2 separate regions of the Homo sapiens genome follow, and region 1 is linked to region 2. A link is a contact called in ENCODE Hi-C or POLR2A ChIA-PET data. All regions are on one chromosome and are shown on one strand. The core of a region is the stretch at or near the end of the contact, and the rest is flanking DNA. Distances in the headings are between cores, read along the strand shown. Region 1 holds the start of RPS3A (ribosomal protein S3A). Region 2 holds the start of PRMT9 (protein arginine methyltransferase 9).

Region 1 (4,055 bases), core at 611-3,110, 3.4 Mb after region 2:
GGCTAATTTTTTTTTATTTTTAGTTGAGATTAGGTCTTGTAATGTTGCCCAGGCTGGTATCAAACTCCTGAGCTCAAGAAAACCTCCTGCCTTGGCCTCTTAAAGTGCTGAGATTACAGGCATGAGCCACCACCTGGCCAAATTAACCATCTTAATCATCTTTTTAAAAAAGAGATGGGGTCTCACTATGTTGCCCAGGCTGGAGTCCTACTCCTAGCCTCAAGTGATCCTCCTGCCTCTGCCTTCCGAATACCTGGAACTAGCGGCCTGAGACACCTGGCAGGGCTACCTTAACCTTTTTTAAGTGTAGAGTTCAGTAGTGTTAAGTACATTCATACTATTATGAAACTAAGACTTTGAATTTATCCTCCAGGCAACTGAGATTTATGGAATTACTGAAAGATTTCAGGACCCTACTAGAGGTTTAGGAAGGTTGTCTTGGGGGGTGGGTGTAGTGGGAGGTAGGGGATGGAGGCTAGCAGGACTGGAAGGGATTGTAAGTTTAAAAGCTTGCAGGGGGCCTTGTAAGTAAGGGTTGGTTTTGGCTTGGTCACAGGGTTTTCTGCCAGAGGGGAAGTTAGAGAAGGGAACTCAACACACCACTGGCTGAGTACCAAGCCTGTATGGGCCAGATGCTTTCCGAGGGCTGCACACTTGAGCTAGCCAGCCACACCTTGCCAGGATGTGCTCTGTTAACCCCTACAGTTAAAAAAAATGGGGGAGGCGGGTTTGGATTAGTTGCAAAAATGGAAACATTTGGAGATCTCACTTTTTTTTTTTTGACGCAGTTTCACTCTTGTTGGCCAGGCAATGGCGCGATCTCGGCTCACTGCAACTTCCGCCTCCTGAGCTCAGATTCTCGTGCCTCAGCCTCCCGAGTAGCTGGGATTACAGGCACCCACCCGGCTAATTTTTTGTATGTTTAGTAGAGACGGGGTTTCACTATGTTGGCCAGGCTGGTCTCGAACTCCTGAGCTCAGGCGATCCGCCCGCCTCAGCCTCCCAAAGTGCTGGGATTACAGGCGTGAGCCACCGCGCCCGGCCAACGCCCTGCTAATTTTATCATTTTCTTGTAAAGACGGGGTCTGGCTGTGTGGCCCAGGCTAGTCTCCAATTCCTGGCTTCAGTTGATTCCCCTGCCTCAGCCTCTTAAAGTGCTGGGATTACAGGTGTGAGCCAACGAGTTCGGTCTCACTCTATTTTAAAAAAACCTTTTAATCAATATATAACAGACATATAGAAAAGGACACAAATAAGCGTAGAGCTTAGTGAATGTTCACAAAGCAACAACACCTGAGATGAACCAGCATCCACATCAACAAGCAGAACGTCGCTAGCATCTCTGGAGTGATGCTCATTTAGCCCTATGAAACCTCATGAAGCCGACCGTTTTATCACCCCCATATTACGCATGAGGAAACAAGCGTGGAGAGGTCGGTCTCAAGCAAAGCCCTGTTGAAACCGGCATTTGAATCAGATCCGCTGACTGACTCCAAAGCCAATGCTCTCAAAAAGCAGGTTTGGGGGTTAGACGGTGAGTTCAGCTTTGAACGATGTTGAGTGGGCGTCTCGTTTTACAGAAACTTACTTCCCGACGTCACAGCCACAGAAACCACAGGTAACCAGACGCCTGCACGTCAGGCCACCGACGCCTTGGTCTACACAGCGCAGCCTCCAGTGAGCCCGCGGCATGCCGCGCGGCCTCCCCACACACGATGGCGATGTCGCAACCACAGTAGAAAGAGTGGCGCTCTCTACTGTCCCGGAATTCTTGAGGCCGGAAGAATAACAGGGCAAAGGTCACGTAGACGGCGCGCCCCGCCCCCGTACGCCTAAGTTCTCGCGCGACTCCCACTTCCGCCCTTTTGGCTCTCTGACCAGCACCATGGCGGTTGGCAAGAACAAGCGCCTTACGAAAGGCGGCAAAAAGGGAGCCAAGAAGAAAGTGTAAGTCGCGACTGTCGTGGCGTCTTGCTTTTTGGGGGTCTGCTGGAATCGGCGGGCTGGTCCTAGATCGCGGCGTAGGCCGGATGGCGAGGATTCCAGTCGGATTGTGCGGGCCGTGGCGGGTTGGTGCACCCAGGAACGCGGCCTGGAGGGTCGGTGTTGAGTAGCGGCAGGTCGGCTGCCTTTCCCAGGCCTTCTGGTCCTTGCGCGCGTCGCGTTTGAGCCGGCTTGCCGGCGCGACTCGGCTGGAATGTTAGTTTTGTGGGCTCACGAGCTGCCTCAATTCTGCGAGTGTTTGATGGCACTGCGACAGCAGGAGTTGAGGAAAGCACCCTTCTATCCATTCAGGACCCGTCAATCTCGCCTTTGCTTGGTCCCGCTGGAATCTGCGAGCTCCTGCTAAGCTTTGGGGCCATGCAGTCTCTTAGTTACCAGTACATGCCATTACGTGCCAGCAAAGTTAATGAGATTGCATGTTACTCGTGCCTGTGTAGTGGAAGGACCGATGCATGTTATTCTAAGTGCCTGTGTAGTGGATGGACCGATGAGGGTGGGAAGTGGACATAACCTTTCAAAGTCTGATGCATGCAGTGAAACGTACAGTGGGAAGAGCTAGATTTATGTTTGTTCCCCTCACCTCACTGTGAGATATACTTTGGTATCAAATTGCCGGTTAGCTTTTTAAAATATTAATGGGAAATACCATTAACAGTGAAAAATACAGTAAGAATTGATCTGCAATGGAACTTAAGCATCTTCTTAAAATCCAGGGTTGATCCATTTTCTAAGAAAGATTGGTATGATGTGAAAGCACCTGCTATGTTCAATATAAGAAATATTGGAAAGACGCTCGTCACCAGGACCCAAGGAACCAGTAAGTAGCTTATTCTTGGTTTGTATTTTCCTTAAGTTGGCGCTTGTATATTGTAGCAGGCATCTTGGTCTGTTGTTGGTCCTGTGGTGGGAGACTTTAAGGAAATGTCAGCTCTTGGTTGCAGCCTTGGCACCTGTGGTGATCATTTTTAGTACAGCACTTGGAGAGAAGCAAGATGGTGCTTTTTGAATTAAGAAAATGTGCCATGGGTAGTTCTGAGCTTCAAATAAGTACTGTTGATAAGTCACTGGTGTCTGGATAGATTTGATAACAAAGGTTAAGGTCTTTATAATTTACCATTAACTTAATTTCTACCCTCAGTTTACAGGCTTGACTTTGCTTATATGGTTCCTAAATGTTAAGATACTTGTTTTTTTCTTTTGTAGAAATTGCATCTGATGGTCTCAAGGGTCGTGTGTTTGAAGTGAGTCTTGCTGATTTGCAGAATGATGAAGTTGCATTTAGAAAATTCAAGCTGATTACTGAAGATGTTCAGGGTAAAAACTGCCTGACTAACTTCCATGGCATGGATCTTACCCGTGACAAAATGTGTTCCATGGTCAAAAAATGGCAGGTGAGACCCAAAGTTCCTTAGAGTGGTTGTGCTATGGGTGTTTGACCAAGGATAGCATGGTTTGATGACTGGAAGGAGCAAGTTCATTTTATTTATTTATTGAGACCAGTGAAATGTCCACAAAGTTCATTTTAAATTTTTGTTTTCTTGCCGTTGTTGAGTGCTAACTCTGGGGTTGCCACACCATATTTTACTTACTATTTAAATCTAAGATTTAATAGTGGTGTATCATCAAAGTCAGATTTTCTTGCTGCATAGATTAGTGGTTTTTTGAGGAACGTTTAGGTGCAGGTGGGCGGTTTTGCCTGTCTTAAGGATGTTTTTTGACCTCAGAATTGAGTGAATGTTGATTAACTGTGGCAGTAGAGCATAATTGTGGCAGAGCCTCTGGAGTGAGGTTAAAATCTGGGCTCCATTTGCCTATTGTGTTCTCGTTGGAAAGTAACTTGTTTTCTAAGCCTCGGTTTCTTTATTTGTAAAGTGCAGATAAGAGTGTCATTTTATTGAATTGTGAGGATGAAATGAAAATATTTCAGATGTGTCTGGCTAACTATCCAGTTGGAATATTTTGTGGGAGTTTTTTGTTTTTGGGAGATTGAGTCTCTTATCGTCCGGGCTGGAGTGCAGTGGCGCCATCTCTGCTCACTGCAACCTCCTCCT
Region 2 (4,608 bases), core at 1,995-4,494:
ATTAGTCATTTCAACCCGGCAATGGATCTCCAGCCATTGCAAATGTAGTCCAACTCAAATATTTCCTGAACAATCCTTGTGCAAAGAACTGAAGCAACATAAATCTTGTTCTTATCCTCACAGAGGCCCTATAGAGAGAAATTTAATTTTGGAAAAGTTCAAAATGTTCTACACTGAACTCATCATACTCCTCTGACACAGGCTATAAGATTAAGACACCACTCAACCTCAAACCACAAAGTCACCTTATAATGGTACCTTAACTCCACATACACTGTTTCAAACCTAGCCAATGCTCTCTCAATATCTTTAAATCTGTTACCTCCTCTCCATTCCCACAGTTACAACCTAATCTGGCCCTTGTAACCACTTGCTGGACTACAGCAACAGCCTTAACGCTGTCACTCTAATTCCAACTGCATCTCCCTCCATCCATTCTCCATGCTGCAATACTGTGGAAAGAGGGAAAGCTTTAGTCATTAAAACATTTTAAATCATCTTCACATATTTTATACAAAAGCGTTGATATTTGGAACTGAATCTTGAGGGAGTTTACTAGAGAGACAAGGATAAGAAAGGAGATTCTGGCCGGGCACGGTGGCTCATGCCTGTAATCCCAGCCCTTTGGGAGGCCAAGGCAGGCAGATCACCTGAGGTCAGGAGTTGAAGACCAGCATGGCCAACACGGTGAAACCCCATCTCTACTAAAAATATAAAAATTAGCCAAGCACGGTGGCGAACACCTATAATCCCTGCTACTCAGGAGGCTGAGGCAGGAGAATTGCTTGAACCCAGGAGGTGGAGGTTGCAGTGAACCGAGATCGCACCACTGCATTCCAGCCTGCGTGATACAGTGAGACTCTATAAAAAAAAAAAAAACCCCGCACAGATTATATGAAATGGATCAGAGGGTCTACAGATAAGTGGCTTGGTGTGGCCGGAGTTTGGGTATGGGGAATAGAGTAGCAGGCAATGAGCATTTTACAGGGGGCCCATACAAACAAACACAGACTTTGTTCGGCAGGAAACAGACTAGTTGCTTACCCTACTGAATGTCAGGCATTGCACTACAAATTTTAAATATACTTTTTTATTTTTTCTTTTTGAGATGGAGTCATACACTGTCGCCCAGGCTGGAGTGCAATGGCACAATCTGGACTTACTGCAACCTCCGCCTCCCGAGTTCAAGCAATTCTTCTGCGTCAGCCTCCTGAGTAGCTGGGACTACAGGCACATGCCACCACGCCCAGCTAATTTTTTATTTTTATTTTTTTTTCTGAGACAGAGTTTCGCTCTTGTTGCCCAGGCTGGAGCGCAATGGCGTGATCTCGGCTCACCACAACCTCTGCCTCCCAGGTTCAAGCAATTCTCCTGCCTCAGCCTCTCGAGTAGCTGTGATTACAGGCATGCACCACCACGCCCAGCTAATTTTGTACTTTTAGTAGAGACGGGGTTTCTCCATGTTGAGGCTGGTCTCGAACTACTGACCTCAGGTGATCCACCCGTCTCTGCCTCCCAAAGTGCTGGGATTACAGGCGTGAGCCACCGCGCCCGGCCTAATTTTTTAATTTTTAGTAGAGACAGGTTTTCACCATATTGGCCAGGCTGGTCTCAAACTCCTGACCTTGTGATCCACCCGCCTCCGCCTCCCAAAGTGCTGGGATTACAGGCCTGAGCCAGCACACCCAGTCTAAATATACTTTTAATACCCAGTAAACATTTTTAAGAGAGGCTGCGTCCCTGTTTCACAGAAGAGGAAACTAAGAAACAAGTAACTGAGGAAAGATCACTTGAGTTGATCCATTTTTCTATTGCTGCCTACCAAGAGAAGCAAACTGTATCTCAACATATCATCTCCTCCTCAAGTAGGACAGCTGGTCCTGAAATTTACACTAAGTTTACATGAACTACAAACATCTAGACGCTACTGACATTTAGTGGGTAGAGATCAAGGATGCTGCCAAACATACTGCAATGCACAGGACACCTCCCCTCCCCCATAACAAAGAATTATCCCATTCAAAATGTCAATAGTGCTGAGGTTGACAAACCCTCAGTCTAAATGAAGCAAAGTAATTGCAATTTTAAGTTAAATCATTTTTCGTAATTTAGATTCTAAAAGTACTTCAAAAAAGAACAGCATTTCAACAGAGTAATTGTTGCAAATAATCCAATAATTGAAGTTTAAAGAACGCATCATTAAATGATAATCACTTTAGGCTAATTACACACTTTATTCAACTAGAGGCCCACTATATTCCTACTACACACAATATAACAAATCCAAAAGCCCTCAAGCCAGGGCATGCTTAAATTAGATATAAGGAGAAGAGGATCACGTGAGACCTCATTTCCAATTCGAGGGCCTTTAAAATTTTAAACGAGATGAAAGTTTTGAAACTGAGAAATGACAACATTTGACTTTTGTTGCAAAAAGCTAGCTATGTTGACACAGACTGCAGGAGAGAGCTCAGTTGAGAGCCGACTGCAACAGCCGGCAGATGACTGAAGCTCGAACCAGGGTAGTAAAGGGGAAGATGGTGAGAACTGGTAAGATTCTGGACATATTTCGAAGGTGAAGACGGCAGGATTTTCCTCTGGGCTGGTCGTAGGTGTGAATAAACGAAAGATGTCAAGGTTGAACAGTAAACATTAATAGCAAACACCCAACCAAGCACCCTAGCCCCTCCGCCTTTTTTCTTTTCTTTTTTTTTACGAGGACGTTGGATCGGCCAGCAAGTGAGAAAAAAGGGCCCTAAATATTAACAGCAACCACCCACCCAGGCACCCTAGCCCCTCCGCTTTTTTTTTTTTCTGTTTTTTTTTTTTTTTTTACGAGGACGTTGGATCTGCCAGCAAGTGAGAAAAAAGGACCCTCACCTTCACGTCGTGTTTCAGCTCCGGCGCCAGGCTGAGCACGAGGAGGTAGTGGGCATAGGCAGTGCCGAAGTCCTGGACGCCCAGACAGTGCTCTGCGCTCTGCAAGGACCGCGACACCAGCTCGTCCCGGCCGGCTGCCCCAGCGCCACCCCCGGCGTCTCGGCGGGACCTGGGCCGCGAGTTCGACATGGCAGTCACCACTTGTATGGCCAAAGGGAAGATATTTTGTAAACGTAATTAGAAAACTCTCTCGATGCTACACTTCCAGGGACCAGACAACTGCTCAAAAAACAGCACAGCAAAGTTACCCTCCGCCGCGGGTGAACTCGCCAACCCCAGCCCAGGCGGAAGCTCCGCCCCGTCCTGGCCCCGCGGGCGGCGCAGACCGTGACGCATACCCCACTATTGCGCACCTGGCCAGCGGCGCACGCTACGCGAACGTCAGCGCGCCCGACGTGGGCACGTCACTGCTGCCCATTCCCGCAGGAGCGACCACTGTGCGTGAGCATAGGAGAACGTCTGTGGCAGGACCTGTCCGGTCTTGCGCCCTTTTTTTTTCCCGGCTGAAAGCAGAGCTTTCTCTCCCTCTTGCACTCCGGGAGTGTGTGGCTTTCGACTGCAAGACCCTGTTGTACAGACCCAGGCAGCGCGAAGCGCCACCCGCTCATGAGGGACGGTCAAGCATTTGTGATGATGCTTAAGACATTTTGGATCGTGATGCACAAAATTTCAAGACCTGAAAGAACCTGGAGATAACAAAAGCATCTCAGACGTGGTAGAGGAAATGCTTTCACAGGCATTTCAAATCATTCTCACAAAACCTGGCTAGGTGGACCTTTGGATCACACTCGTCTTAATGATGGCAAACGTGGTATCTTGAGAAGTGACTTGCTGGAGGTCACACAACCAGCTAGTGGCATAGGCATGGTTCAAATCCAAGTTCTCTGACCACCTATCTGTTCAGTTATAAGATGAGCTTAGGGGTTATTTCACTGTTCGTGTCTTATCACTGTATAGTGTTTACATTAATACAAAGTTTTTCCACATTCAAGTGTGGCCTCTAAGATACAGATTCGAAACTCAAAGGGAGGGGAGCATAGTTATTACGGCTGAAAAGTTATTTTTGTCCCCATTTTCAAATTCATTAATGGATAATATCTTAAATCGAGCATTTTGCATATCACACTAATACATTTTGAGGGCTCCTCTAATTCTCAAAAACACGTCATGCATTTTTGCCTTCTCTTCTGATCCAATTATCTGAACTACCCTTTTTTCTGAGCACTCGCCTGTGTAAATCCTAATCCGTTTTTCAGGTTCCAGCTCACTACATTGTGAGCTATTCTTAATCACTTTTGTGACCTTTGCACCTAGCGGATTATGATGCAAAGTAAGGACTTTGATTTTTTCTTCTTTCTTTTCTTTCTTTTCTTTTTTTTCTTTTTTTTTTTTTTTTTTTTTTTTTTTTTTTTGAGACAGAGCCTCACTCTGTCGCCAGGCTGGAGTGCAGTGGTGCGATCTCGGCTCACTGCAACCTCTACCTCCCAAGTTCAAGCGATTCTCCTGCCTCAGCCTTCCGAGTAGCTGGGATTACAGGCATGCACCACCACGCCCGGGTAATTTTGTCTTTTTAGTAGAGACAGGGTTTCTCCATGTTGGTCAGGCTGGTCTCAAGCTCCTGACCTCAGGTGATCCGCCCGCCTCAGCCCCCCAAAGTGCTGGGATTAC

What was found. A loop is a pair of places that touch in the nucleus more often than their neighbours do. ChIA-PET counts read pairs that join two places held with the same protein, here RNA polymerase II (POLR2A). Pooled maps may share reads with other maps.
Region 1: a loop to region 2 is called in a map of naive thymus-derived CD4-positive, alpha-beta T cell, with 11 times the contacts of the local background. The contact joins the promoter of RPS3A here to the promoter of PRMT9 in region 2. A Hi-C loop is called at or near these places in 1 of 168 maps with a recorded cell type or tissue (naive thymus-derived CD4-positive, alpha-beta T cell) and 6 of 50 pooled maps. POLR2A ChIA-PET finds 5 or more read pairs at or near these places in 1 of 52 experiments (OCI-LY7).

What each region holds. Positions count from the first base shown.
Region 1 is chr4:151,097,768-151,101,822 of GRCh38, forward strand. It overlaps RPS3A (ribosomal protein S3A), which reads left to right and starts at 1,861. Exons shown (of 6, transcript NM_001006.5): 1 at 1,861-1,947; 2 at 2,718-2,821; 3 at 3,208-3,395. The coding sequence starts at 1,886. RefSeq lists enhancers at 771-840, 1,118-2,317, 1,616-2,200, 1,621-2,180, 2,201-2,784.
Region 2 is chr4:147,680,919-147,685,526 of GRCh38, forward strand. PRMT9 (protein arginine methyltransferase 9) reads right to left here and starts at 3,245. Exons shown (of 12, transcript NM_138364.4): 1 at 2,881-3,245. The coding sequence starts at 3,069.